Regions from separate parts of the Homo sapiens genome. Here region 2 is linked to region 1. A link is a loop called in an ENCODE intact Hi-C map of the cell type or tissue named here. Cell type or tissue: chondrocyte. All regions are shown on one strand. Each heading gives the region's core, and the rest is flanking DNA. Links, peaks and the distances in the headings are about the cores only.

The links. A loop is a pair of places that touch in the nucleus more often than their neighbours do. Peaks named below come from ENCODE experiments on the same cell type or tissue, not always from the same donor. Only the 100,000 strongest peaks of a DNase experiment are listed, where the experiment ranks them.
Region 2: a loop joins it to region 1, with 1.9 times the contacts of the local background. A loop is called at or near these places in 9 of 110 quality-filtered maps.

The regions. Positions count from the first base shown.
Region 1 is chr6:27,496,151-27,508,531 of GRCh38, forward strand. It overlaps TRS-AGA2-4 (tRNA-Ser (anticodon AGA) 2-4), which reads left to right and starts at 6,889; the gene lies at 6,889-6,970. It overlaps TRD-GTC2-7 (tRNA-Asp (anticodon GTC) 2-7), which reads left to right and starts at 7,594; the gene lies at 7,594-7,665. It overlaps TRS-TGA4-1 (tRNA-Ser (anticodon TGA) 4-1), which reads right to left and starts at 9,759; the gene lies at 9,678-9,759. RefSeq lists enhancers at 80-580, 6,300-6,579, 6,760-6,809, 9,492-9,571 and silencers at 7,610-7,729, 9,682-10,113, 9,692-9,751. In chondrocyte, for the core only: no CTCF peak of the experiment used is centred there; no DNase peak of the experiment used is centred there.
Region 2 is chr6:27,662,448-27,674,828 of GRCh38, forward strand. It overlaps TRI-AAT8-1 (tRNA-Ile (anticodon AAT) 8-1), which reads left to right and starts at 6,136; the gene lies at 6,136-6,209. LOC124901292 (a long non-coding RNA gene) reads right to left here and starts at 6,126. Exons shown (of 2, transcript XR_007059535.1): 1 at 5,901-6,126; 2 at 4,525-5,681. It overlaps TRR-ACG2-4 (tRNA-Arg (anticodon ACG) 2-4), which reads right to left and starts at 8,190; the gene lies at 8,118-8,190. TRS-CGA3-1 (tRNA-Ser (anticodon CGA) 3-1) reads right to left here and starts at 10,084; the gene lies at 10,003-10,084. RefSeq lists a cis regulatory region at 5,994-6,512 and silencers at 6,072-6,354, 6,101-6,290, 7,323-7,617, 7,451-7,500. In chondrocyte, for the core only: a CTCF peak has its summit at 6,157; no DNase peak of the experiment used is centred there.

The sequences.
Region 1 (12,381 bases), core at 5,267-7,766:
GCCTCATTTCCTGTCTTCGAACCCCCTGCCTCGAATTTCCCTCACGGAATTGCGCCCGGGAAGAAAACGAATGTTTATATTCATAAGGTGTCTCTCATCTTTGTGTTCACAAATATGTCTCACTTGGAGAAGTAGGGCTGGGCGCGGTGGCTTACGCCTCTAATCCCAGCACTTTGGGATGTCGAGGTGGGCGGATCGCTTGAGGCCAGTTCAAGACCAGCCTGGCCAACATGGCGAAACCCGTCTCCACTAAAAATACAAAACTTAGCCAGGCGTGGTGGCGCGCGCCTGTAATCCCAGCTACTCGGGAGGCTGAGGCAGGAGAATCGCTTGAACCCGGGAGGTGGAGGTTACAGTGAGCCAAGATTGCACCACTGCACTCCAGCCTGGGCAACATAGCGAGACTCTGTCTCAAAAAAAAAAAAAAAAAAAAAAAAAAAAAAAAAAAAAAGGTAGGTCAGCCCCCTCAATCCCTCAATTTGAATTTGTCTGCTATTTCCTCCGAGTTATATTCAGATTATTTTGGCAGCAATACCACAGAAGTGAAGCAAGGTCCTTTACCATTCTTCAAATCCAGTGGCACATGATGTTAATTCGTACTGATACTCGTATGTTAACTGTGATGAATTAAGATGATGTCTATTAAGTTTCTCCACTGTCAACTTACCTTTTGTATTACTCATTACGTGATTTATGCAGCTTACTTATTTTGCATTATATTTGGTTATTTTGAAAAGTATAAGTTAAAGGAAGAAGAAATTGAAGAAGTGCGTTGAATTCTGAATGTTAAATCAGCTTTTCTGTGAAGCCACCGTTGAAGTCTGTAATCAAGGAATACCCTTCTTGCATATAAAATAAATCTGAAATGTTAATCAACATTTTAATTTAATTTTTAATTATTACCATTATGTTATTTAAATGTTAGTGTTTAAAATGTAAAATATTGATATTGATATTATTGTGCAGCAGAGTTATGCACAATTATTTCTTCAGTCACTCTACCTCACATTTGAAATAATACATAGATGCTCACTTTCAGCTATAATTGAACATCATTTGTCTGTTTCTTCTTTTCTTTACTGACCATATCCAAAATGTGTATATGCATAAGTGGAAATTAAAATTAAAATATTCCATTCCCAATAGCAGCAAAAAATTTAAAGTTTGACAATAAATCTAACGGCCAGGCATAGTGGCTCACATCTGTAATCCCAGCACTTTGGGAGGCCGAGGGGTCGGATCACGAGGTCAGGAGTTCAAGACCAGTCTGACCAACATGGTGAATGAAATCCCGTCTCTACTAAAAATACAAAAATTAACCGGGTGTGATGGCATGCACCTGTAGTCCCAGCTACTCGGGAGGCTGAGGCAGGAGAATCACTTCAACCCAGGAGGTGGAGGTTGCAGTGAGCGGAGATCATGCCATTGCACTCCAGCCTGGGCGACAGGGCGAGACTCTGTCTCAAAAAATAATAATAATACAATAAAATAAAAATAAATCTAGCAAGATATGCAAGAAATCTACACTTAAAACTATAAAACGTTGCTGGTGGAAATTAAATGGAGGAAGTGGAGGAAAAATAACAAGTATGTCTTGTTAGACTCAATTTCATCAAGATGAAAACTATTTCCAAATTAATCAATAAGTTCAATGAATCCTAGTCAAGTTCTGAGCCTGTATTTTTTAAAGTTTAACTAGCAGTTTCAAAAATATATTTTAAAGGTAAAGCAAGTTTAGAAAAAAAGAAAATCTCTAGTTTACAGATTCAAAGAAAAGAAAAAATAGAAAAAAAACAAGAAAAGATTAAAGAAGATAGCAAAGTTGGAGGACTTATACAACATGTATATCATGACTTATTGCAAACCTACAATTAAGTGTTATTAATTATGTATGTAAATATTAACACATTTTTTAAATTTAAATTTTATTTTTAATTGATACCAAACATTATCTTCACTGCTATGGTATCAACTTGGCCAGGCTGAACTACATTCCCCAGAATTTCTTTTTCTGTGTGTCTCTGGTTAGGATGGTCCCCAAGAGATATTCTTGCAGAAGATTTGAGAAAGAAAGCTAAGTAGCAGTCATTTTGTAGCTCATGCTAACTCACCTGCTGACTTATCTTGTCACATGGCAGTATTTGTGCCTGCAACTACCCCACCTTCCTGTGGGTTCTCCTTCAACCTCTGTAATTTTTGAGCCAAATGTCTGTGTTTAGCTTCAAGCAAAGGACCCTGTCTTCTGTAGAATACTACAACACCAAGGAGAGGCAACAAGAGCTGACACAGATTTCAGTTCATCCTGTGGGGATCCAGTTCATGCTTGTGGGTTCCAGCTTGTTCTAATATTCCCCACTTTACCTCTTTCTTCCTTTCTTGATAACCTGCCCCACAGTCTTTATAACGCTGAAGCTTGAAGTGCATCCCAGTGGTTCTGCTTCTTTTATTGAATCTTGACTGCTACATATCAATGACTCAACTAAATGATCAAAAACTTGAATAAACATTTTATAAAAGAAGATATCCATGTAACTAATAACCAATTATTTTTCATGGACCTGTTGCAATTGTTGACTCTCACAATGTTAATTATGAATAAAATTAGGTGCAGTAAAGTGTATAGTCAAGAAAAGGATCATGGAGGAAGAGGATCAGTAAACACAACTCAAAGGAAAGGATGATATCCCACCAGGATTAAAGTGAAATTGGTCATTTTAAGACCAGTGCCAAAAGGACTCCTGTTTCTTCCCCATGGTAAAGTAATAGAAACCAGACTTACCCTACCACCTTAAACAACTGGAAAACTGTACAAAGTATATATAACAATTTTCTTCAGATAGACAATAGGCAGTGACTAATTTTGATACCTGGGAAAAGGGAAAAAATGAGAAAGAAATTGCCCTATTTACTGCCTATAATCAGATTAAGAGGAACATTTAATAATGATAAAGAGGTCAATGCACCAAGAAGCCGCCACAACAACCCTACATGTATGCACCTACAAATAGTGCTTCAAAATATGTGTAGCAAAACCTACTAAACTGCAAGGAGAAATAGAAAAATTACTCAAATATAGTTGGAAATTATATTTTTTATTATTTATTTATTTATTTATTTATTTTTTGAGACAGTCTTGCTCTGTACCCTGGCTGGAGCACAGTGGTGCCATCTCGGCTCACTGCAACCTCCGCCTCCCGGGTTCAAGTGATTCTCCTGCCTCAGCCTCCTGAGTAGCTGGGATTACAGGTGCCCACCACCACACCCAGCTAATTTTTGTATTTTTAGTAGAGACGGGATTTCACTATGTTGGTCAGGCTGGTCTCAAATTCCTGACCTCAGGTGATCCACCCCCCTTGGCCTCCCAAAGTGCTGGGATTACAGGCGTGAGCCACTGAGCCAGGCTAATAGTTGGAAATTTTAACACTTCTTTCTCAGTAATTGATAGAACAAGTAGTCTGAAAATTCAGTACGAATACAGAAGATTTGAACCACATTACCACAAATTTGACCTCATTAACATTTATATAACGCTTTTCTCAGCAATAACAGAAAACTTTCTTTTCAAGCGCTCATAGAATACTTACCAAGACAGACCTTATTTTGGACTAAAAAATAAGTCACAGTAAGCTTAAAAGGACTGAAATTACAGAAAGTATATTTTGTGACCACAACAGAATTAAACCAGAAATCAATTAACAGAAATTAAACAAAATAATCTAAAACCAAATAATATATCACAAGGGAAATTTAAATTATTTTGAACTAAATAAAAATGGTAACAAAATATAACAAAATGCAGCTAAAGCTTTTCATAGGAAAAAAGCTTTTATAGAAAAAAGAAAAAAAGCTTATTATGAAAAAAGTGGTCAGGTGCTGTGGCTCATGCTTGTAATCCCAGCACTTTGAGGGGCTGAGGCAGGAGGAGTGCTTGAGCCCAGGGATTTGAGACCAGCCTGGGCAGCATGGTGAGACCCCATCTCTACCAGAAGAACAGGAAAACAGGAAAGAAAGAAAGAAAGAGAGAGAGAGAGAGAAAGAAAGAAAGAAAGAGAAAGAAAGAGAAAGAAGGAAAGGAAGGAAGGAAGGGAAGGAAGGAGAGAGAAGGAAGGAAGGAAAGAAAGGAAGAAAAGAAAAGAGAAGGAGGGAAGGAGGGATGGAAAGAAGGGAGGGAGGGAGAGAGAGAGAAAGAAAGGTCGGAGGGAGGGAAGGAAGGGAGGGAGAGAGAGAAAGAAAGGTCAGAGGGAGGGAAGGAAGGGAGGGAGGGAGAGAGAGAGAGAAAGAGAGAGAGAAAGGGAGAGAGGAAGGAAGGAAGAGAGGGAGGGAGGGACAAGCCAGGTTGGTGGCTGGCGGGTGACTGCAGTCCCAGCTACTCAGGAGGCTGAGGTGGGAAGAATGCTTGAGCTGGAGAAGTGGAGGCTGCAGCAAGCAGAAATCGTGCCACTACACCCCAGCTGCTCCCCAGCCTGGGTGACAGAGCCAGACCCTTAAAAAAAAAAAAAGTGTCAATCAATCATCTATAGTTTCACCTTAACAAACGAGAAAAATAAGAGTAAATTAAATTCAAAGTAAGTGGAAGAGAACAAATATTAAAGAGCAAAAGAGAATGAAATAGAAAAACAATAGAGAAGATCAATGAAATCTAAAAACCAGTGCTTTGAAAAGATGAATAATATTGATAAATCTCCAGTCGGACTGCTCAGAAAATAAATGTAGCAGGAAAGAAACAGGGGACATTTACCTAGATTATACAAAAAATAAAAGAATATTTTGGATAATATGCCAATTAATTTGACAAATTAGATGAAATATATCAATTTCTCAAAAGGTAGAAACTACTAAAACCCACTCAAGAAATAATCTGAATTGTAATATAACTGTTAAAAATATAATTTATAATTAAAAACCTCTCTAAAAGAAAAATCCAGGCCTAGATGGCTTCATTGGTGGAGTCTACCAAACCTTTAAAGAGGAAATAATATCATGTGTACATAAACTTTTCCAGAAACTGGAAAAGTAGAGAACACTTTCCTACTCATTTTATGAATTGAATATTAGTTGATATCAAAACTTGGGAGGGATGAAGGGAAACAAAGAATATAAATGTATTTATTTCTACTGAACTGTACACTTAAAAATGGTAAAGATGGTAAATTAAACATATATATTTTACCTCAATAAAATAAGCTACCATAAAAAATAAAAAATGAAATAGCCCTACCTCAGCAAAAACAAAGTGAACAAACACCAGATCACAGTTTGAGAAAAAAAAAAATTACAAACCAATGTTCCTCATGAAAATAGGTGTAAATATTCTTAACAAATGTTAGCGAATTGAATCAGCAATTTTTAAAAAGGGTGATATGCTGCGACCAAGTGGGATTTATCCTTTGAATGCTGAGAGGACTGTGCCTTTCTTTTCTTAAAGGTGTCATTTTCCATCTCTATAAGGAAAGAGTAATTGATACAGAGTAAGATGCTTTGATTTCAATACTCAGTAGCCCTGTGAATGTACAAAGTTCTCTTATCCGGACATTTTTCTTATTGTAAAAGTGGGTGGCAGCACCTCATGGAACTGTTCTGAGAGTTACATGAGATCCTGAATGTGAAGGCATTTTCTAAAATGTGAAATTTAGAATAGTTAGATAGTAGCATTATTTTTACTGGTTCAATATCAATGCCATACCACTCCTTATTTCTTCAAACAGATAACAAGGTATTACAATCATCTTGTAGTCTTAAGGAAGAGTGGGAACACTTCAAGTAAAAATACAAATAAATACATATACTTTGCTTGAAAATTTGAAAGAGAGAAGAGCTAAAAGAAGAAAACGATGAGGAGCTATGATTCAACACCTCAGATAAATTAGTATTAACTTTTTTGTTTTTACACAACCAGTTTTTAAATGCGTAAGTATGCAATGGCATATTTTAGCCTGTTTTTCCATTTTTAATTTTCCAATTATATAATTAATGCAGTCTGTTTTTCCATTTTTAATTTTCCAATTATATAAATAATGCAGATTGTTTTTATGACAAATGTAAAGAATACAAAAGTAATCGAAATTGATATTTTAATCTCTCACTTACATTCCATTTTGCTCTTTTGTTAGATTGGTGAGCGTCCCTTCGGATGTTTTTAATGGACTTTAATTTGGGGGTTCATTCGATATAAATAGAACTATTTATGTTCGCTATTTTGTGGATTAAAGTTTACACACATTTCCAAGTAAAACGATAAGAATCTAATTCTTTAACAGCTGCATAGTACCCTGTGATAGGAATGCATCACACCATTCCCTTACTAGTTAGCATATTTACATGCTATATACAAACAATGCCACAGTGGACATCCTTGCATCGTAACTATGTAAATCATGTAAATCACCAGCTGTTTCTGCCCATTTTCCACTTTGATCAAAGTGCTGATTTCCCACAAGTTATGCAATCTTCCAAAGTGTCCAGGGCTATCGGAAGACAGGCTGTTCAAAGGCAATAGATAAGTGGGGGCCGTAAGTTAGGGTCTCAGTCCACTTGTTAATTAGCAAAGTTTAGTTCCAGTTGCAGAGACTCCACTGCCAGAGCTCAGACCACAGCCTACTTCCGGGCGCCGACGGGAGCTCGCTCACTGTTTACTAACGTGAAGTTTGTATTCTTTGTTTGGAACGCTGATGATGCTCATCCTCACGCGGGAGTACTCTCATTCCAGTGCTCTTGTCCAGGTGGCACAGGAGGTTGGCTTTTTTTGCTTTTTTTTTTTTAACCAAACTCTCGTTGTACCTGAAAGTTTGCGTTCAACTCACAAAGCCCATTTTCTTGTACCTAGATAGTAATTATCCTGATTTGCATTTTCTCATGTCTATACCGTGAAAAAAAACGTTGTGATTCTGTGTAGTCGTGGCCGAGTGGTTAAGGCGATGGACTAGAAATCCATTGGGGTCTCCCCGCGCAGGTTCGAATCCTGCCGACTACGAGTTCGAGGTTTTAGATAATTAACAACAGAAAATTTAGAAGAAAGAAATTTAAGCCAACTCACGTGTTGCGAACTGAATTTGTTTGGTACTTCCCCGATCCTGAAACCCCACAACAATGGAGGGTGGAAGTTACTGAATACCTACTATTTTCATAAGATTATGGGTACCTTAATTAGCAGATACCTAGTCATTTTCCCGTTAGCGGTACCTTTGTACGGTTCTTGGGGACGCCTCTCGTTTCCCTGCCTTCCAAACCCTCCTGAAGCCTATACCTGTTACAAGTCTTGATAGTGCTTTCCTCTTCATGGAAATTTAGTCCTAGTCAGAGGTCCAAGTCTTTGGTCAATTATCAGTTTCTGTGGAATCAATGGTTCAACTGCTTTGGTCACCCGGTCTCGCTGGTTGCAAATGACTAGAAACACTGTCAGAGATCTCGACACCACCACAATCGAAAGACCAGGCTGTCCTGACAGACCCCGTCGTTTTGGCTTAGGCGGCAGATTAAAGTGTAAATTCGCCAAGTATAATCAATTTAGTAGAATACAAACTTACAGACTTAAAAAAGTGGGCAAGAATACTTAAGTTTATTAGAGGTAGTCAAAACTCGCTGACGCAGAGTTCTTCCTCGTTAGTATAGTGGTGAGTATCCCCGCCTGTCACGCGGGAGACCGGGGTTCGATTCCCCGACGGGGAGAAAAGTTGCTTTTTGCATCTTCTGCCCACTGATGGCCCCTACCTGGCTCTGAGAGCAGAGCTGCGGTGGGACCCCTCTGCCATTCCTCCTTAACTGCCAATGGACCCTCTCGACTTTCCTCACTCCTAAGACCGCTGCTCTGATCAGAGAAACATTCCAGTCAATTCTGAAACCTCAAAGTCACAGTTACTTTAAGGCCCATAGGAGAATCTAGGTTTAAATGACACAAAATGTACTCATTAAAAGTTAACGAGAATACAGTTGTCTAGCATCTGCCTCTTATTTGCATGGTCAGAAAGCTCATGTAAATGTTCAAGTCCTCCATCCTTCTAGACATCAAATCTTGGAATGAAGATATCGACAAGGCCCAGCTGGGGGCTCGTGTATGCCCCAGCTGCAATGGCTGACCTGGGCAACTCCAAACTATAGAATCCACAAGATGTCGATCAAATGTATGAGGGAAGATGACAAAGTGGCCACAGACTTTTGAGGAGATTCCCAAGTTTCAGGAGCACATGAGGAATGTCAACACTGCTGCTTTCAACAATATCTGAAGCTTCAGGCAATGTGTTAGTGAATGTATGTCAGATTTAAAATAAAAATTGAGCTACCTGAAATGGGGGGGGGGTTACTTAAAAAGCCATAGCAATCAGGACAATGTGATACTTGCTCAGGGGGTGTAAATTGGCTCAATCACTTGCGAGAATGACTTAGCATTATATATTAAATCTTGAATGTATACATGTACTGTGACTCTGTAATTCCACCCATAAGTATATCTCTCCAACAAAAATATTTATTTATATTCACTGAAATACATGTACAAGAATATTCATGGCAGCACTAGTTATAATAGCCAAACTGGAAACAATACAAATGCCTCTGTGGAGGAATTGGACTTTAAGAAGTGCCTTGACATCAGGGGCTGATTTCAAAGAGTGGAGATAGTGGAAAGTTGCCTGTCAGAGCAAGAGCAAGGGCATTTAGGGGTTGCTAAGACAGAGGAAACTCAGAATAAAAGTGGGCAAGAGGGGTGAGAACATTCCTATATTTGGCACCCTGCTAGCTTCTCTTTTGTTCCATTCCTTCAATCTCCTGGCCTTTCTCCTCTCTTCCGTTTTCTTGTTTTTCCACATCTTTTCGTCTTCTCCCTCGACCTTTTCTTCCCAACTTTATTCTGTATGAGAACCAAAGTACTGAGTGTCTGAAGTTACACTGTTTCCTGAATCTACTGTAAAGCCCAGATAAGTGTTCTTGGTCTTTGAATGTGCTGGAGAAGATAGGAAGAATAGACTGGGGCCAGAGAACTTCACCTTGAATTTTTCTAAGCTGTAAGATGAAGACATTTAACAAAATCAATAGAATAAAAATAATAAGGGCTTGGCAGCCAGAGGCTAGCTTTAACATCCACTTCCTGTGGTTTAATAAACCTTTCCCATTCTTGGGCTCTCGAATTTTTAGGCCGAGAAGATACAGTGTGTGTGGTACTGTCTACAAACCAACGAATTTATATTGAAGCTACAATCACAATCATTGTTATTGCTGCAAAACAGGTAATGCCTTGTTGCTGTTGAATGACAGTCCCTAAACTTGGGCTAACAAAACACTTAATACACTATAGGCAAAATCTTCACACACCAGACAAGCAACTTAGACTTATCTACAGAGAAAACTCGATGGAGTCTGACTTCGATTCTCAGAGCTTGTAGGTGAGGAAAAGAGAATTGCCTTCCTCAAATCAGGATTAACGTTAGGTGGTGTTTACACCACAGCAATAGATTCTCTCTTACTCGAGACACGGTTGTCTCGGATGTTGGAGGAGGAGGAAAGTAATGGACTCAGAGAAAGAGGTAAACTACAACGCAGGGTTAATAATGATGATGACAGCTAGAATGCAGAGTTCAACGCAGTGTTACCAAAGGAGATGACACAATTGTAATCCAGGAGACTCAGTTGCCTTTGGGGTGCAATTAGAAGGAAACTATTTGGGAGAAGTCAGGCTAAAACCAAACCGTAGCCGACAGGATTCGAACCTGCGCGGGGAAACCCCAATGGATTTCAAGTCCATCGCCTTAACCACTCGGCCACGACTACGCACCTGTGTAGTGCTCTTGGTTTAAGCTTTTGAAGATGTGAGCAGTGTGCCATTCTTGGGTAGTATGGTAAGTAGATACTACAGTAAAAGATGTTTTGGTGCCTGGTTACTAAGTCTAGTAACAAAGAATTTTCTAGGTGCATTAAGAGCTTCCAGCTTTTAGATGAAATAAGTCATCCATACTGAATTGGAATTCAGTTGAGAAAAGTGGAGTTCAAAGGAGCATTCTGAGACAAGAGACTTGGATTTTCTCTCCCCCTAGAACTCCACTTGCTAGTCACGGTTGATGCACCTGTTCACAGGTATTTGTGAGAAACCAGCAGAAAGGGAGTTTGGAGCTGAGGGTCTGATCCTAGTAGCTTCACAGCCTCAAATGACAATAGCACAGGAAACCTGCTAGAGGAAATTTGAAGGAATTATGACCTTGGAGTCATTTGCTTTTGCTTTCAGTATTGAATACTAAACCAGAAATATCTTCAACAGCTTTGAACTGCTTTGTCCTTTCTCTGGCTTAAAGAATTCGTTGAAACCCAATTTGAGCAGGGGTGCAGGATGAGAAGGGGCAGGGAAGACCTAGCCCTCGTGGACCCTCTGAAGAAAAAGTTGATGGGAAGGTCTCCATCCTCTCAGGAAAACTCACTCCTTTTCACCTTCCCCAGGGAGGGAAGCAGGCAGTCCCAGGAGCCAGGGGAATATGGAGAAGCTTAGATAACATGTTTTCCAAAATTTTGCAGCTTGAGAACATTGTCTGTCCCTCCTAACGTAAAAGAGCTTGTGAATGCCACATTAAATCTAGCTATATTAATACCTTTTTACCCCCTAGGATTAAAGACTGTTGGTTCAGGAAAACACTGCAGAACCAGGCTTTTATTGTTTATTCTTTAATGGGGAATCTCAGGGATTACAGCTTTGAGTTCTGGGAATTGAAATGCTTGGCCAAAGTACCACCAAGTAGATTCAGACAGACTTTCAGATACAAACGAGAGAATCTCTTTTACACCTGAGACCCTCGAACTCTCTTGCAGATACAGTTTTCCCACATGCATTTTCGTTTAGGGCAGACAAAAAGGCAGTTGCTCCTGAAGTGAATTGCATTGTGTTGCCCAGAAAGATATGTTGAAATCCTAACCTGTGGTACCTGTGAGTGTGACCTATTTGAAAACAGTCTTCGCTGATTTAATCAAGTTAAGAGAAGATCATGCTGGATTCAGGTAGGCTCTAAATCCAGTAATCCAGTGACTGCTGTCCTTATAGGAAGTGAGAAATTTAGAGACACAGACACATAGTCACTAGTTCAAAAGCTATGTTGAGAGGGAGGCAGAGACTGGAGTGATGCAATTACAAACCAAGAATGCCAAGGATTTTCTTCAACCATCAGGAGCAAGGAAAGAGGTCTCAGATTTTCCCTCAGAGCACCTAGAAAACAACCAACCCGGCCAAAATCTTAAGAATAAATCTGTCTTTTTAAGTTACCCAGTTTATAGTAATTTGTTAGGGCAGTCTTAGGAAACTAATCAGCTCCCTTACCCATGTTCTTGGAACAAGATCCTTGCTGTTGCTGCCTTAGCACTTCTCCATTCCACCAGGAAGCTCGTGCAAATGGTGACTCACTTCTTTTTTTCTTTTTCCTTGAGATGGAGTCTTGCTCTGTCGCCAGGCTTGGAGTGCAGTGGCAGGACCTTGGCTCACTGCAACCTCCAACTCCCTGGTTCAAGAGATTCTCCTGCCTCAGCCTCTCGAGTAGCTGGGATTACAGGTATGCACCACCATGTCCAGCTATTTTTTTTTCTGTATTTTTAGTTTCATCATGTTGGCCAGATGGTCTTGAACTCCTGACCTTGTGATCTGCCTGCCTCGGCCTTCCAAAGTGCTGGGATAACAGGTGTGAGCCACCGCGCCCAGCTGACTCACTTCATTTTGAAGAAAACTCACTTAGCGAAACAATCCAAACTAAAAGAAATCATTTATGTTCAAAGACACTTAGGATATTTTGTTATAATAATGAAATAATTAAAATAACAAACATTTCCAACAATGGGAGGGAAGATGATTACATAATATAGGTTATATCTACCTGGAAAAATGCTACAAAGCCAATAAAAACGATGTTTTGCAACTCTTACTAGTGGATAACAAAAATAAATAAATAAATAACAGTATTTTCGAAAAGATTGTGATAGTTCAGGCAAGAAGCATGTGATATAATGTTAAATGAAAAGAGGAGAATTTTTTAAATGCATATATTGTATAACCTCAAGTAAAATTTTTGCATTATACGTATTTGGGAGGTGTGGGAGAATACACCAATGCATTACCATTTGTGTCTGGGTTGTAGGATCATAATGGGTTTTTTTCTTTGTTTTTCTACTATGTGAAGCAAACATCATTATTCAGGTTTAAAAACGAAGGGGCAGAAATAGTATTTTATTGCTGGAACAGGGAAAAGGTAGTCCCTAGACACAAGCACTTTGATGTTACTCAGTAGTCAAACATTTGGCTCAAGTGGTCACATTGTTCAAGGGGACTTCTGGTTAAAATGGTAGTGAAACCCAGGACTTTATTTTTGCTTTCTTAAGATGCCCATAAGTTGACAGTAAAAGCAATTCAAAAATGTGTAAACC
Region 2 (12,381 bases), core at 4,977-7,476, 170 kb after region 1:
AAGACTCCATCTCAAAGAAAGAAAAAAAAAAGGTAAACATAGGCGGATAGGGGATAACATAATTGTAAATGACCTTAGCTGTTTAAAACATGGACTTCAATTATCTTAAATTATCAAGGAATTAGAAGAGCTACTCCTAATAGTTAAATTCTGCCATTTTTTAAAGGTAATTAACTGAATTGTTATCACAGTGGCAAAGCATGAGAGGTAATTAACTGAATTATTAGCACAGTGGCAAAGCATGAGAGGTAATTAACTGAATTGTTAGCACAGTGGCAAAGCGTGAGAGCTTTTGAAAGGGGTTGAGGCGTGGATTTAGATTTATCCATAATACCAAGTTAAACAAAAGCCACCAACAAAACCAAACCAAGGGAGCCCTCAAAGAATCAAAATCAAATCCTTACTGTGCTACCACAGACAGATGCCTGTAGCTCAGGGGTCAGGAGCTGGCCTCAGTGTGAAATCCCCAAGTTGCCAGTCAGGGGAGGACCAGAACAAGCTAGAGAGGATTTAGTGCCTGAGTGAAGAAGATGGATGTCTGAGGGAGGCTTTCACTCCTTTGTGACTCACAGCACTAACACAAAGACCAAACTCGGTAAGTGAGGAGGTTGATTTCTGTCTTTGGTTATTACAACTGGGAGAGCACTCTGGATCTGAAGATCAGAGTGTACTCTGCAGGATGGTTTTGCTTAGACTTTTATAAAGAGAGGTAGATAGTAAAAAAGATCAGTGGTTGCCAGGGAGTTGGGGAAGGTGTGGTACAAATAGGTGGAGGAAGGTGAGGTAAAAATATAACTTCAAAAGTTATAGGTGACGTTATTTACATTTGGAATTACTTGTGAGGATGATTATATGCTGAGTCCTGTGAGCCCTTCTAGCCAATCATTGAACCTAGGAGTGAGTCTTGGAGACCTGCAACACAGAGACAAACAGTTCTAATTTTAGCTAATCACTCATGAAACAGAGAACTGGATTGGCTAGGAAATAAAAGGGAACGGTCTGCCTATCAGCAGGTTCAGGCAAAAGGGGAAGGTTTGTGTCCGGGCGTGGTGGCTCACGCCTGTAATCCCAGCACTTTGGGAGGCCGACGCGGATGGATCATGAGGTCAGGAGATCGAGACCATCCTGGCTAACACGGTGAAACCCCCGTCTCTACTAAAAATACAAAAAGTTAGCCGGGCGTGGTGCGGGCGCCTATAGTCTCAGCTACTCGGGAGGCTGAGGCAGGAGAATGGCGTGAACCCTGGAGGCGGAGCTTGCAGTGAGCCGAGATCGCGCCACTGCACTGCAGGACTGGGAGAGTGGGAGAGAGAGCGAGACTCCGTCCCAAAAAAAAAAAAAAAAAAAAAAAGAGGAAGGTTGTGTTTGGCTTTGTCAATAACTAAATAGTATAAAGTTTTACATTACGTAGGAGGTAAGGTTTGTCGACTTCAACTATCTCATGTATTTTAATATAGTATATGCCAAATTATTATTCTTTTAATTATCCAAATAATGGCTATTTTCTGAATATAAATATTCTACACAATACAGGAAAAACAGCAAAAATATCTCCTCACCTGCAATGCCACTCCCTTTCTCAGAAATAATTACTATTCCTAGATTAGTGTGTTTAGCCTTATATTAGGTAGAATTTGCCAAAAAGAAATGTATATTCTCAAGTAAATATATGTGCATAATACTTCATTTTTCCTAAAACTCAATACTTCCGGCCAGGCGTGGTGGCTCACGCCTGTAATACCAGCACTTTGGGAGACGAGGCGGGCGGATCACCTGAGGTCGGGAGTTCGAGACCAGCCTGACCAACATGGAGAAACCCCATCTGTACTAAAAATACAAAAAAAAAAAAAAAAAAAAAAAATCTTGGCGTGGTACCGCATGTCTGTAATCTCAGCTACTTGGGAGGCTGAGGCAGGAGAATCGCTTGAACCCGGGAGGGGGAGGTTGCGGTGAGCCAAGATCGCGCCATTGCACTCCAGCCTGGGCAACAAGAGCAAAACTGTCTCAGAAAAACAAAAAAAAAAAAAAAAAGAAAAAAAAAAGAAAAGAAATTATCCCAGATGGTGGTGTCTGGTGGTGTCTTCAATTCTAGGAAGCATCCCATTTCAGCAGGAAGTTTTGAATCACAAAATCCCTATGCCCATCCAATTAATTTCCTAAGGAACCACATATGTTTTACTTTCTCTGAAATATAGCACCCAGAAGGGAAACTAGGAGGGTGTTCATGAAGGGCGATTTGAAAGCAACTGACAAAAAAAAAAAAAAAAAAAAAAAAAAAAAAAGAATAAAAAAAAAAACCAACTCATTCCTTATAGATGGCCGAAATAGCTCAATTGGGAGAGTGTTAGACTGAAGATCTTCTGCAGGTCTCTGGTTCAATTCCGGGTTTCGACAGCTGTTTCCGGACTCTTTTGTACATGTCGACTCTGCTAAATTAATGTTTGGCCGCGTTAACTGTGTAATACTGGCCCTCCACCAAATGTCAGCCATCTACCAATATGTAAGTCCATATTGACATTTAATTTATATGGTAAGGGAATACATGCATTTGCCTTTATAATGAAAAGGGCTCTTGTAAGTCATTTCACAAAACGCAGTTCCACGCCCATAAACATGAGCTCCTCCACAGGTTTTAGTAATTCGTTGAGGGGAAGAAAGCAATCTTATTCAGTACCTCATTCAGTGTGCACTTACATGTTTTTTTGCTTGTTTGTTTTTCAGATGGAGTCTCGCTCTGTCGCCCAGGTTGGAGTGCAGTGGCGTGATCTCGGCTCACTGCAACCTCCGTCTGTTGGGTTCAAGCAATTTTTTTGTATTTTTAGTAGAGACGGGGTTTCACCATGTTGGCTAGGATGGTCTCGGTCACCTGACCTCGTGATCCCCTCACCTCGGCCTCCCAAAGCGTTGGGATTACAGGCGTGAGCCACCATGCCCGGCCACACTTACATGTCATGATGTTATGAAACACATAAGAATCAGGGCATAAGCACTTTTTTTTTTTTTAAGACGGAGTATCGCCCAGGCTGGAGTAGCCCAGGCTGGAGTGCGGTGGCTTGATCTCGGCTTACTGCAAACTCCGCCTCCCGGATTCAAGCGATTCTCCTGCCTCAGCCTCCCGAGTAACTGGGATTACAGGGGCCCTCCGCCACACCAGGCTAATTTTTGTATTTTTTTAGTAGAGACGGGGTTTCGCCTTGTTGGCCAGGCTGGTCTCAAACTCCTGACCTTAGGTGATCTGCCCGCCTCGGCCTCCCAAGGTGCTGGGATTACCGGAGTGAGTCACGGCGCCTGGCCAAGCACTTTCAGTTCTATGCTTAACTCCCTGTGTTTCTACTTTCACTCAGAATTTGGTCTGTTAAATCCTTAAATTATTATCAGCACTTTGAATTTTTTTAGAAGCTTTGCTTGTTTTGTACAGCATTTTAGTTGTTTTCAGTTGCAGGGACAGTCCCAGTGCATAGCTAGTCATTTTTACTGTGCAGAGACGCAAGAGAGGACATATTAAAAATAACCTGAATTTTAGTAATACTAAGGCTATATGTGATTACACACACACACACACACACACACACACATATATGCGCATATATATATTCACATTGTAAAATAAATGAGCTGGGCACAGTGGCAGGTGCGGGAGCACAGTGGCCCCAGATACTTGGGAGGCTCAGGCGAGAGGATCACTTGGTTCTATAAATCAAGGCCAGCCTGGACAACACGGTGAGGTCATCCACATTTCTTTAAAAAAAAATTGTTAGTATTGATTCAGTATTTTTCCTGAGGCAGTCTTAGAAAATTAAAATAACCTAATCTGGAATATAACATAAATATTTTGAAATTATCTTACATGGTCAAGATCGGTGGCTCATGCCGGTAATCCCAACACTTTGGAAGGCTGAGGCGGCCGGATCACCTGAGGTCAGGAGTTCGATAGCGGCCTGGACAACATGGTGAAACCCCGTCTCTACTAAAAATACAAAAAATAGACGGGTGTGGTGGCGGGCGCCTGTAATCCCCGCTACTTGGGGAGGGCTGAGGCAGGAGAATCGCTTGAGCCCAGGAGGCGGAGGCTGCAGTGAGCCGAGATCGCTCCACTGCACTCCAGCCTGGGCGACAGAGACTCCGTCTCAAAAAAAAAAAAAAAAAAAAAAAAGAAAGAAAAAGAAAACAATACATATATCTTACAAGACACTTGTGACAGATGTTCCGCTGTGTTGCCTATAATGCAGGTGAAGATAGTAATGATATGCTTGATTATGCATAGATTATTTTAGGGAAGATAAGAAAGTAAGAAATTCGATAGTCTCTGAGGAGGATATGGGGATAGTTAGGATCTAGGATTAACGGAGATTTGATCCTCATTTTATATCATGTTTACGGTTAAGGAAGGACAGAAAACCTTGTATTGAACTCCTCTTTTTGTCTGGAATTACTGCTGGTAACGTTAACACATAGTATTTCATTTGAAGCAAAGTAAAGAATAATACGGTTTTTGGATCCGGGAAACACAATTGAAGGTGGGGGTGGGGTAGAAGAACAGATTTTAATCTTAGGTGTTACTAGCAAAAAATGTGATTTCTCTAGTCCCAGGTGCAGATTTTCTTCAATAGTATTTGGTTTTCGTTACAAAAGAAAGAGCAAGTACCCAGGCTGGTGCTGTTAGAGTCAGGACAGCATGAAGAGCTCTGCCTACCAACAAGCCTCAGGACAGAGTACAGGAATGTTAGAAGATTAGCTCCCATTTATCTGAAGGAGAAAAAAGGGTAATCCTTCCGGTGTTGATGTCATATATGACAAGTTCATTCCCTTGGTATGGCTTTACATGTGAACTTCGGAGGTATATAAACACCAGTCAGAATGTGCAAGAGGGATCCTCAAAAGCCAGAATGTAATTCCTTGCGACCGGTGAAGAGGATGTGTTACTGCAGGAACTGTATCAGAGAGTTTACTTTCAGGTGATTTTTGAGCAAGTAGAAGCCTCAGTTCTTGACACCTAGGATAAAACCTCTTGAGGACTAGAAGAATGAAAAACATCGAAGCTCCTGGTGGTACTTCGGTCTTTAACCGTTGAATACATTAAGAGTAACACTGGAATTCCAACACTTCCTCGCGCCAGCGTCAGTTTTAGAATCAACAAAATCGTTACTTGCTGATTCATTTAACTGCTAATATATTCGTTAAAAGTTTATTAGGCGTCAGTGATCTTGAAAGTTCCAAAAACACGAAGGAAACCCCAGGCACATGTAGAGAGATAGTTCCTGACGCTGCAGGAGGTTTCTTTCAACTTGTCTCCAGGTGATGAAACCAGTAGCCTGACCAAGGATGAAAGAGCGTATCTCACTTATTCTGGCCTCTCCAACTCGGGCTGAAATCCTTCGGTTCCCAAGTTAGAATTTGAGTGACACACAGCAAGTGCTGTTAAATGAGACTTAATACCTAGCGGGGTGCCACCACAACCTTGCCCTTCTGCAAACCTCTGTAGCCCTTTTCTACCACCCTCAAAAAACATACCAGATTTACTATGTAATTCCGGTACTGCTGGGCTACCTCAGTTTCCACCCCTGAATATCTTCGCCGATTACATCAGTGCTTATGTTTGTGACTTCAGAGACACTGAGAAGGCGCGGCTCTTTCCCTCAACCCCATTCGCCTTCCTTTCGGCGGCGTTGTCTTGAACCAACCTGAAAATAATAAGTCCTTAAGTTACAAGTCACTAAAGGGAAGTTTGCAACTTGCGATCCAGTACACTGACATGACTCTAAAAAGAGAAGGCTGCCGACTCTGGGCGTACTGCCTTTGAATTAGCCATACTCCGCAAGGAGCAGTGCCGTTCAAAAAAAAAAATTTGTTGTCTAACAACAACAAAAATAAAATAAAAAGAGGAGGTTCCCTTCACTCACCATTGAAAATCCTATTACAGCGCTTTTTCCACATCCTCTGTCAAAAATTTCTCCGTGAATTTTCTAGTCTGGCTCAGAGTTAAAATAGTTTGGACTTCCTTGCTAAAGTCTGTAAATATAGTCTCAAAGGTCTCTTGAAAGGAGTAAGAAAGAAAAAAGTTCTGTTTTATTTAGAAAAACAAAAATATCAACGAATTTATATATGGTTTCCTTTAAAACAGCAGCGCATTCGTGTGGCCGGTTAGCTCAGTCGGCTAGAGCGTGGTGCTAATAACGCCAAGGTCGCGGGTTCGATCCCCGTACGGGCCACTGGATGCCATAGTGGGGCCCTTCACTTACCTGAAGGGAGGCCTTTTAATTTAAGCCTGTCGAATCACAGGTGCTCCGAATCGAATCCCAGGTGCTCTGAATCCGAAATTAAGACGCCCTCTTATTCGTCAAGCGAGAAGGCTATTTACGTTCGTTTCCCTTTATTGTGAAAAATGAAAAGAACAGGCCGGGCACGGTGGCTCGAATCTGTAATCCCAGCACTTTGGGGGGCCGAGGCGGGGTGATCATTTGAGGTCGGGAATTGGAGACCAGCCTGACCAATATGGTGAAACCCCGTCTCTATTAAAAATACAAAATAAGCTGGGCTCATGCCTGTAATCCCAGCTACTAGGGAGGCTGAGGCAGGAGAATCACTTGAGCCCGGGAGGCGGAGGTTGCGGTGAGCTGAGGCCGTGCCATAGTACCCCAGCCTGGGCCTGGGCAACAAGAGCGAAACTCCGTCTCAAAACAAACAAAGAACAACAAAAAAGATGCAAGCATTAGGAAGAATGTACTGAAGAAAATTGGGTTGGAGTAGTGCGGCAGCTAGGTGGGTGTGTTTTAGGGAATGGGGAATTAAGAAGAGATATGACATTTGCCTGTTTAGTTTTTAGTGAAACGTTAGGAAGCAATATATACTTTTTTCTATTTTTTTCATTCTCAATATTGAAAGGGAGACAATATTATTTTGACGCTTTAAACGAGTTTCGATAGGGAAAGGAAAGCAGGCTCAGCGTGGCCAGTGACTTGGTGAGAGTGTGATACTAATAGCAGCAAGATACGAGGTTTTGTTCCTCGCAATGGCTGTGCTTCATTCTTTTTTTCTGATCCCAGGCAGTTTCCAAGGCAAATAAATGCCCACACCACGTGAGGCTGCCACTGGCTTTCACGGAAAATTTCTCCCCTTTAGCTTAAAGAGTATATAAGTGAATGCGGTGTTTTAAGAATCGCCAGTTCTCCGTTCAACTTGGCCACAGCCCAACACATTTGGACTACCAGGTTTGTGGTTTCATTCGTTTACCCGCAGTGCCCCTGACAGCGCATACTGGTAAGTGACTAAAGTAAACTCACCTGAGATGCAGAGCGAAGATCCAAGCTACACGTTCGGAAACCGAGCCACATATTAAGATGCTCTTTTGGTTTAGTTTGAGGAATTTTCCCCCGCTTGACTGTGGTTGCCTCCCAGCCTCTCTCTCCTCCACCATCTTCCTGGTCGCTGAGAAAGGAGGTCCTTCTGTTCAGACACCGCCCCAAAGCTGCCACCTTCCACACTCATCTTCTTCTGGGATATCTGTCTATCTGTCTGTCTGTCTGTCTGTCTATCTCTGTCCCTGCCGATTCTCCTGTCTTCTATTTCTCTAGGATCTCAGGGCGGAGGAAAAGTGGTGGGAACCTGGGAGGCAGAGAAGAGGCCCGTGGCGGGAGTGGTGGATTGGGGCGATGTTGAGGCTGAGGTGGGTCCACCGACTTCAGGGTTGAGCTCTGTGTAGGGGGCCCAGCTGATGCAAGGAGCAGCTTGCATCCTGCATCCCCACAGCCCTGCCTTTATGATTCAACGTTTCTTCAGATGTCCCCTTTCTTTTTGACAACAGTCATGCCCAGGGAAAGAGCTGTGCCTCAGAGACGCCAGGAATGTGGACTTCTCCCAATGGAAAAAAATACCGATGAAGAAGATATACGTGAAAAAACATTTTTTTAAAGCTTCTTTGATTTTTAAGCTTTCTAATGGTCTTTTTCTCCTTTCTCCTTTCTCCAGTTGAGAATGAGATGAAAGGTAGAAACAAAATCCTGTAAGTTGGCTCTTTCGACGCTTGTCTCTTTCACGTTCAAGTAACAGCACCACTCTGGAAAAGGACATTCACAGGATTGTTAATACGGCTTTGAAGAAGGAAAAAGTGAGAGCACAAGCGAGCCAGCCAGGAGTCGAACCTAGAATCTTCTGATCCGTAGTCAGACGCGTTATCCATTGCGCCACTGGCCCCTGCCTGTAACGCTGTCTTAACTGTTACTCTTTTCATAATTATATTGTATTATACTATTGGGGCCAGAAAAAAAAAAGATTGTTTCTTTATTTAGGTAGGGATTAAAACCCCAAACCACACTGATTCAAGGAAAGCATGTTTTCTTTTGTGGTTTGTTGGCATAATAGACATTCACATAAAGTGTCTTTATTGAAAATAATGACCATTTTTCATCTTTGAAACATTATATATGAGCTAAGATGAATGTCTTTCCTTCAAAGCAATATTGGTGTTTCTATCTTCTCTTTCATGTGTGTGCCTACTTTTTAGCTTTTTGTTACTTATTTTTCAGGCCAATCAGCTGCTTTTACCTGAATTTGATTTTTTTTTTTTTTTTTTTTTTTTTTGAGTCGGAGTTTCGCTCTTGTTGCCCAGGCTGGAGTGCAGCGGCGCGATCTCGGCTCACTGCAACCACCGCCTCCTGGGTTCAAGTGATTCTCATGCCTCAGCCTCCCAAGTAGCTGGGATTACAGGCATGTGCCTCCATGCACGGCTAATTTTGTATTTTTAGTAAAGACGGGGTTTCTCCGTGTTGGTCAGGCTGATCTCGAACTTCCTACTTCAGGTGACTCGCCCGCCTCGGCCTCCCGAAGTGCTGGGATTACAGGCGTGAGCCACCGTGTCTGGCCTGAATTTCATTTTTAATATACTTACATTGGGCACTAATGATGTATGTGGATCAGTAATGAGCAATATGTATTATTTTAAATTTAGATATTGCCAAAAGTAAAGTGCTTTGTAATACATTTCTGGAAGTATTAATCATAGTTTTTCCCTCTTCTCGTCCAAAAGGAAAAAACAAGTACCCACTCACTAGGGAGAAGTTTATTGTAAAATGGTATTACAACTCAAAGTAGCAGATGAAGACACTCAAATTTAACGAGGAGTCAAGAATTCGGGAAAGTACACATTTTTCAGAATCACATTTGACATAGAAACTTAGAAAAAGGAACTTTACTTGCATAGCTGTTCAAAGTAAGCAAAATAGTGGAAAATGAAGAAGTGCTTATAAGGAGACGAAGTTTCGTATGGGTTTAAGAAGGTGGTCAGAAGCCAAAATATATCCTCTTTGTGCCTCTGTTTCCTCGTTTATACAAAACGCTTTGAAGAGCAACTAATGCATATGACGGATTGTTATCATCCTAATTTTTTTGGCTCCCACCAGCTGTGAGATCAGGACAAATACAAAGTAAAGATTGCTGCCTGAGAATGCTTTAAGAAAGCTGTCATACTAGTAATCTAAAAGGGAAATTGTATTCCTAATATTTTCAACGTTGCACCTGTCTTGTATTTGCCATTATGATTAGATGTAAGACAACTAGTATCTTCTTTTTCTTTGAGACAGTCTCACTCTGTCTCCCAGGCTGGAGTGCAGTGGCGCGATCTCGGCTCACTGCAACCTTCGCCTCCCAGGTTCAAGCGATTCTTCTGCCTCAGGCTCCCAAGTAGCTGGGACTACAGGCGTGCGCCAGTAAGCCCGGCTAATTTTTCTGCATTTTTAGTAGAGACGGGGTTTCACCGTGTTGGTCAGGCTGGTCTCCAACCCCTGACCTCAAATGATCCGCCCGTTTCGGCCTCCCCAAGTGCGGGGATTGCAGAAGTGAGCCACCGCGCCCGGCCTTCAAATGTACATATTTCTTGATGTACATTTCCACAAGTGTGCGCGCGCTGTAAAAGCCACAGCGATAGCACTCACAACTTTCTATCCTAGTGAACTAATGAAAGCTAACTGATGAAAGTAGCAAATTGGAAATCTAACCAGAAAATGGCGACGCTGTGAGCAGGATTTGAACCTGCGCGGGGAACCCCCATTGGATTTCGAGTCCAACACCTTAACCACTCGGCCATCACAGCTCCGAGGACACTTTTTGTTTCAGAGGAAGTCGTGTTAGGCTCTTTGACTCTCTCGCTTTTTAATGTTCCCACGGCAGGTTAATGCTTCCGTGTTTGTATTTGTCACTTTTTATATATTTGTCTCTCTCTTTCAATAAGAAGTTCCTGGGAAACATAATAGTGTCTTAATCTTTACTTGTTATCTGACTCTCTATGCATCAGAAACTTATTTGGTGCTTAGTGGCTGCTTTTGTTGCTGGAACAAATCCCCGGAGACTCAGTTGTCTGTTCCCTATTCCTCCCTCCAGTTCATGAATTTTCTTCTCTCTTTACCCAGCACATGTTAGAGTCACGTTCTTGCTGCACTCTCAATTTCCCTGCCTCTCTCACTTTGTACTCCTTTGGCAAAGCCACAACCAGGGCAGCTAAACATGGCGGAAGAAAAACAATCAGTTGACAGACCTCACTTTAAATTCATGACAATGAATGTCAAGTAGGTGCTCAAGGCTACCAGGCAAATTGTACCATACGCGATTAGATTAGTCCACTCCCAATCCTCTTGTTCTAAGTCACTGTTTCAGCCGGATGCAGTGGTCCAAGCCTGTAATCCTAGCACTTTGGAGGCCGAGGCGGGGGGGGAGATCACCTGAGGTTAGGAGTTCGAGACCAGCCTGGCCAACATGGCGAAACCCCATCTCTACTAAAAAAAAAAAAAAAAAAAAGCCAGATGTGATGGCTCGCGCCTGTAATCCCAGCTACTCGGGAGGCTGAGGCAGGAGAATAACTTGAACCTGGGAGGCGGAGTTGCAGTGAGCTGAGATGGCGCCACTGCCCTCCAGCCTGGGTGACAGACAGTGAGACTCCGTCTCAAAAAAAAAAAAAATAAGTCACTATTTCATATCTCTCATGCCAATGCTCCAACACCTCCTCTCCCATCCTTGTGTTCAATTGATGACTTTACTTCCTACTTCACAATCAGAAGAGACCTTCCACGCACATCTATCACCACATTAATCCACCTACCAGCCTCTGAAGGACTGTCAGTGATCCTATAATGCCTTGACAAGGTCGCCGATTATCTCCACATGGCTAAAATCATTTCCCAGTCCTCACCTTACTTGGGATAGCTGCAGCTATTAATACATTCTCCTTCTTACAACACTTTCTTCAATTGACTTTAGGGTAACAATTTTCCTGGTTGTCTTCCACTTAGTAATAAGCATTTAAGATTCCTCCGTGTCTTTTCATGCTTTAATAACTCATTTATTTTTAGGGCTGAATAATATTCCATTGTCTGAGGTACCGTAGTATATTTATTCATTTACCTACTGAAAGACATATTGGTTACTTCCAACTTTTGGCAATTATGAATAAAGCTTCTATAAACATTTATGTGCAGGTTTTGTGTAGACATGTTTTCAGCTCCTTTGCATAGTTGCCAAGGGGTGTGATTGCTGGATCATATAATAAAAGTATGTCTAGTGTTGTAAGAAACCACCAAACTGTCTTCCAAAGTAGCTGTACCATTTTTCATTCCCACCAACAATGAATGAGAGTTTCTGTTGCTCCATAACCTCACCAGTGTAGGTGTGGTCAGTGTTCCAGATTTTGGCCATTCTAATAGGTGGGTAGTGAGTGGTATAATACAATTAAAACAATAATACATCTGTCTGTTTACATATAATGTGGAGCATCTTTTCTTATGCTCATTGGCCATCTGTATATCTTCTTTAGCAATATCTGTTAGGGTCTTTAGCCTATTTTTTTATTGGGTTGTGTTCCTGCTGTTTAGTTTTAAGAGTCCTTTGCATATTTTGAATAAGTTGTTCATTACATAAGCTTTTTGCAAATATTTTCTTTAATCTGTGTCTTCTCACTCTTCTGATATTATCTCTAGCAGAGTAGAATTTTAAATTTTAATGACGTTTATTACTTCTTTCATGGGACATATCTTTGATGTTTTATCTAAAATGTGATTGCTTAGTCATGTGTGGTGGAACACGCCTGTAGCCCCAGCTACTTGGGAGGCTGATGTGGAAGGATTGCTTGAGCCTGGGAGTCAGAGGTTGCAATGAGCCATAATCACATCACTGCACTAGGATGACAGAGTGAAACCTTGTCTTTAAAGAAAACAAAAAACCAGAGGTGACAATGACACTCTTTGGAACATTGCATAACTTTTGTACATTCTGGAGCACATAGATTTCTCTCGAATTGTATGATACGCATTTGTAGAAAATTTCTATTGAGTTGGATGATAAGCATTTATAGTAAACTATGAACTATAACTGTCTTTTCCTCCAAAACTGTGTATATGT